Regions from separate parts of the Homo sapiens genome. Here region 2 is linked to region 1. A link is a loop called in an ENCODE intact Hi-C map of the cell type or tissue named here. Cell type or tissue: gastrocnemius medialis. All regions are shown on one strand.

Region 1 (2,500 bases):
TACTGAACTCTGTGGCAGTAGAAGATTTGCAGTGTCCTGTGGCTGACAGATGTGGTATGCTTCTCAGTAATAATCAGCGGAAAACTAGGATTGCAACTCAGCCCGTGACTGATATGGACGGCGTCTTTAAAGATGGTCTGGTGCAGTGTCTAGCTTTCTGGCAGAAAAAATTCTAACCTGTGGCACAGTGTTTTTCTTTTATCTTTGGAGGATCACTGACCTGCAAGGGTAAGAAAATAAAGTAATTGAAAGCTCATAAAAAGACATAACTCATGTCAGTTTTCAACATAGCATTTTGCTTTGAATTTTCTTCCTTAAAAACATAACATTTGGCCGGGCACGGTGGTTCTCACCTGTAATCCCAGCACTTTGGGAGGCTGAAGCGGGCGGATGACAAGGTCAGGAGGTTGAGACCAGCCTTAACAACATGGTGAAACGCCATCTCTACTAAAAATACAAAAATTAGCTGGGCATGGTGGCGCATGCCTGTAATCCCAGTTACTCAGGAGGCTGAGGCAGGAGGATTGCTTGAACCCGGGAGGCAGAGGTTGCAGTGAGCTGAGATCGTGCCACTGCATTCCAGCCTGGGTGACAGAGAGAGAGACTCCGTCTCAAAAAACAACGACAACAAAAAATAACGTTTATTAGATTGCTTCCTCATTATTACTTCTAAAAACAGACTTATTAAGAAGAAAACAGACCATAGTTTCCTCATTTAGCTAACACTTATTGACAGTGCTAATAAGGAAATGCATATTTAAGGTTAGGAATTACAGATAGTGCAGAAAGGTACAAAATGAAAAGTGAACGTTTCTTTTGATTCTGGGGAAAGTGTTACCCAGATATGTATATATGCACTTATTTATGGGTTATTTTTTAAGGGGAAAGGAATATATACTACATGCATTGCATGCTTTTGCTTTTTTAGCCTAATTAATCCCAGAGATGCTTCTTTATCACCACGTACAGATTTACCTGATTCTTCTGAGGAGCTGCATGGTATTACGTAGTATGTGTTTGCTGTAATTTAACCAGTCCTCTAATGACAGACATTTATGTCCAGCATTTTTCTTCCCTAAACAGCGCTTCAGTGATCATTAATACAAGCTGATTTGGAAAATCGCCACTTCTGAAGGTAGATGGTATAAACTAGGGGTCAGCGAACCTTGTCACCAAAGGGCCAGATAGTAAGCTTTGTGGGCCAGGCCGTGTGATCTGTGTTGCAGCTATTCACCATTGCAGTTACAGTGCAAAAGCAGCCATTGCTGCAGAAACAGAATGTGGCATATCCATACAATGGAATGTTATTCAGCCATAAATAGGAATGAATACTGACACATGGAACAACACGGATGAACCTTGAAAACATCCTGCCAAGTGAAAGAAGCCGGACACAAAAGGCCACATATTGTATGATTCCATTTTTATGAAATATCTAGAACAGACGAATCCATGGAGCCGTAATTCAGATTGGTGATGCCAGGAACTAGGGAGAGGGGTGTATTAGTCCGTTCTCACATGCTGTAAAGAACTACCTGAGACGGCCTTGGCCAGGCATGGTGGCTCACACCTGTAATCCCAGCACTTTGGGAGGCCGAGGTGGGCAAATCACCTGAGGTCAGAAGTTCAAGACCAGCCTGGCCAAAACAGTGAAACCCTGTCTCTACTAAAAAAATACAAAAATTAGTCAGGTGTGGTGGCACACGCCTGTAATCCCAGTTACTGGGGAGGCTGAGGCAGGAGAATTGCTTGAACCCAGGAGGCAGAGGTTGCAGTGAGCCAAGATCGCGCCATTGCACTCCAGCCTGGGCAACAAGAGTGAAACTCTGTCTCAAAAAAAAAAAAAAAACTACTACCCGAGACTGGGTAAATTATAAAGAAAAGGGGTTTGATTGGGTCATGGTTCCACAGGCTCTACAGGAAGCATGGCTCGGCGAGGCCTCAGGAAGCTTAGAATCGTGGCAGAAGACAAAGGGAAAGCTGGCACGTCCTACATGGCCGGAGCAGGAGGAAGAGAGAACAAAGGGGGAGGTGCTCCGCTTTCAGACCACCAGATCTTGTGAGAACTCGATTGGAACAGCATGGGGGAAGTTCACCCCCATGATTCAGTCACCTCCCAACAGGCCCCTCCTTCAACATGTGGGGATTACAATTCGACATGAGATTTGGGTGAGGACACAGAGCCAAACCATGTCATGCGGCCATGGGGAGCAGCTGCTTAAGTGGTATGGGTTTCCTTTTGGAGTGAGGAAAGAAGAGTTTGAAACTAGATAGGGGTGGTGATTGTTCAGTGTTGCAGATGTACTAAATGCCACTGACTTGTTCAGTTTAAATTGGCCAATTTTATGTTATCTGAATTTCACCTCAATAAAAGAACACCTAGTTCACTCCCAGGAGCAGGGGAAAGGATAAAGCAGCCAGGGTCACCATGTAAAGGCATAAGCATGGCTGTATTCTGCTACATTGTATTATAAACCTTATTTACAGCAAGAGAAGGCAT
Region 2 (2,500 bases), 180 kb after region 1:
CAGGCCAGACCCAAGACAGCTGTAGGGGGCAGGCCGGCAGCCTCTGTGCCTTCCCTTGGAGAAGCCAGCATGGCCTCCTTGGCCCCCAGGAACCTGGTCATTCCTGTGCCCCTGCCCACCCATGGCTCAGGCACTCTGGTACTTCACTGAGCCAGCAAACCCCATCCCAGCTCAAACAAGCCCCCGGCCCCAAGCCAGGCCCAAGTGCCTTCGCAGCCTGCAGACTCCAAGCCCGTTCAGGCCCTTTCCAGCTGTTGACATTGCTGAGGGGCCTTGCGGGAGCTGATGTCATTTACATAAATAGTGTCACTGCCGTAAACCCAGCCAGTGCCCCTCCCCCTCCCCCTGGAAAACGTCATAAAAAGGGCTGGTTCCAAGTTTCCAAAAGGAAACTCTCTGGGAGGTTTTGCGTTTGCGATGCCTCCTCCAACAGGCAGCTCCAGCATGAGGCGGTGACCACCCGGCTTGGGCTTCTCAGGGGTGTCCCTGGGCCCACTGCCTTCCGGATGGGCCAGCCCCACGCTGGGCAGGGGCAGGGGCAGGGGCAGAGACAGGCAGCAGCAGGGGCTTCCTCTCCTCTCTCCACAGGTGAACCACTCACCGACCCCAAGCCCCCACCCAGTAGGACCCACTCAGCAGGTAGCAGTGGAGACAGAGGCCGCCTGGGGCATGCTGGCTGGACAGGAGCTGTCCACTCCCCAAATGCTGCCAGGCCCCTTCAGATGGAGGAGTCCAGGCTGTGACAGCCAGGTGGCCCGCGGGGAACTGCTAGAAGGGGCCGGGGAGAAAGGGGGGGATCCCGTCGGCTGCGTGTCGGGTGGTGGTTTGGTGGGTGCTCCGCGCCCCGCCCACACTACGGGCTTGAGAATTCACAGTTCTCCTCCCGTCCACGTCTCCGCGCCATCCACGCCCCGCGCCTGGGGCCCCAGTTGTGCGATTCTGCGCCCGCCCCCGGGCCCCAGGGCAGGCTGCCCCCAGCCCCTCCACGGCGGCCGCGCCCAGGCCCAGGGAAGCGCGTCTCTGCTCTGGAAGGAGCCCCGTGAGGTAGCTACGTCTCGTCATTTCTCCAGGGCCCGGCCGGCGGCGCACCCCGCCCCGCGTGCACGCGGCTCCCGCCCAGAGCGCGCAGGGTGGGGGTAGGGGGAGGGGCCGCCGAGGGTCCCGCCCCCCGCGCCGTGCGGCCCCGCCCCCTCCCTCCCCCCACCTGGGAAAGCCCTCGCGGGCCAAGTCCGCGGCGGCCGGGCCAAGGCGCCCGCTCTCGCTCGGCCCCGCCCTGGCGCCCGCCCGCCCGCCCGCCCGCTGCCTCGGCGCTAGGCCTTCTTGCACTTGCCCTTCTTCTCACGCTGCTGGAACTTGCGCAGCCGCCGCGCCCACGTGTCCCGCCACTGGATCACCAGGCTGCTTTTATCGGCCACGATGCCGCTCTGGTCCGGAGAGTCCTCCGCGTTGCCCAGCAGCAGGTACTTCTTGAGGGGCTTGATTTTGGGACACTTGCAGGCGATGTCCCGCGAGCGGATCCACAGGCTCTGGTCACCGCGGCGGATGCGGCTCGTGCCCTGCTTATACACGGAGATGATGTTCACCGTGAACTTCCACCAGTCCCCCGCCTTGTCCGCCTTCAGGATGTGGATCTGGACGGCTGCAAGGAAGCACAGGCAGACGGGTGGGCTCCCAGCTGCTGTGGCTAGGTCCGCCCTGCCTGAGCCTGGGGAGAAGGGAAAGGAGACCCAGCCCCAGGAAGTGACTGCACAGAGTGGCCCATACAGGAGCGCGTGGGTGGTGGCAAGCTGATCGTAGACCCCCACCTGCTAACAACAGGGCCAAGAAGCCTTGCCTCCCACGCTGTGAGGGTGCCACCCAGCACTGCCGTCGGGACAAGCCATCTCCTGGCCTTGTCAAGGCCCACTTTGTCCAGGAAGCCTACAGGTGCTGACCACGCCCCCAGCACTCTGGGCAAGCTGTCTGCCCAGGGCAGGCGCTCGGGTGAGAGCAGTGCTGGCGGGGAGAGGGAGGTTCCTCAGGGGTGCGCTTCTCCAAAGGCCCAAGTCACTTTACACCAGCCCTCATGACACTCCACACACAGCCTGGCCCTCCAACCAGCCTCAGAAAACCATAATGGGTCCTCAATGCTCAGGGACAGAAGATGAGAACCCACCCTTTGGGGTGGCCGTAGTGCCTTTTCCAGAGCCCCGGGAACCTTGGACTGCCGCTTCCCACGCCTAAGCCATCCCTACCAGGTGGCCTCCCTTCCTCCATGCCGCCCAAGGTCCCCAGACCATTCCTCTTACTCCAAATTCTCTGCCAGTATTTTCCCTAGTAGAAGGACTTCCCCAAATGGAGCATGCATCAGAATCCCCTGGCCGGCTTGTGAAAATACACTGCTGGGCCCCGCCCCAGAGCTTCAGATTGAACAGATCTGGGTGAGGCCCTAGAATATGCATTTCTCACAAGTGGTGCCGATGTCATTGACTCAGAGGACAAATGTTACCAGATGTCATTT

The links. Peaks named below come from ENCODE experiments on the same cell type or tissue, not always from the same donor. Only the 100,000 strongest peaks of a DNase experiment are listed, where the experiment ranks them.
Region 2: it touches region 1 in a loop (3-fold over the local background); 1 of 110 quality-filtered maps calls a loop at or near these places.

What each region holds. Positions count from the first base shown.
Region 1 is chr17:9,421,455-9,423,954 of GRCh38, reverse strand. The region is part of intron 6 of STX8 (syntaxin 8); the gene reads left to right. Among named protein-coding and RNA genes, the nearest start is that of STX8, 150 kb to the left of the region's middle. In gastrocnemius medialis, no CTCF peak of the experiment used is centred here; no DNase peak of the experiment used is centred here.
Region 2 is chr17:9,238,779-9,241,278 of GRCh38, reverse strand. NTN1 (netrin 1) reads right to left here. Exons shown (of 7, transcript NM_004822.3): 7 at 1-1,639. The coding sequence ends at 1,311. LOC124903923 (a long non-coding RNA gene) reads right to left here. Exons shown (of 2, transcript XR_007065614.1): 2 at 2,295-2,500. Among named protein-coding and RNA genes, the nearest start is that of NTN1, 220 kb to the right of the region's middle. RefSeq lists a silencer at 847-1,296. In gastrocnemius medialis, no CTCF peak of the experiment used is centred here; DNase peaks (open chromatin) are centred at 308, 728, 1,088, 1,358 and 2 weaker places; H3K4me3 peaks cover 1,447 bases; H3K27ac peaks cover 1,802 bases.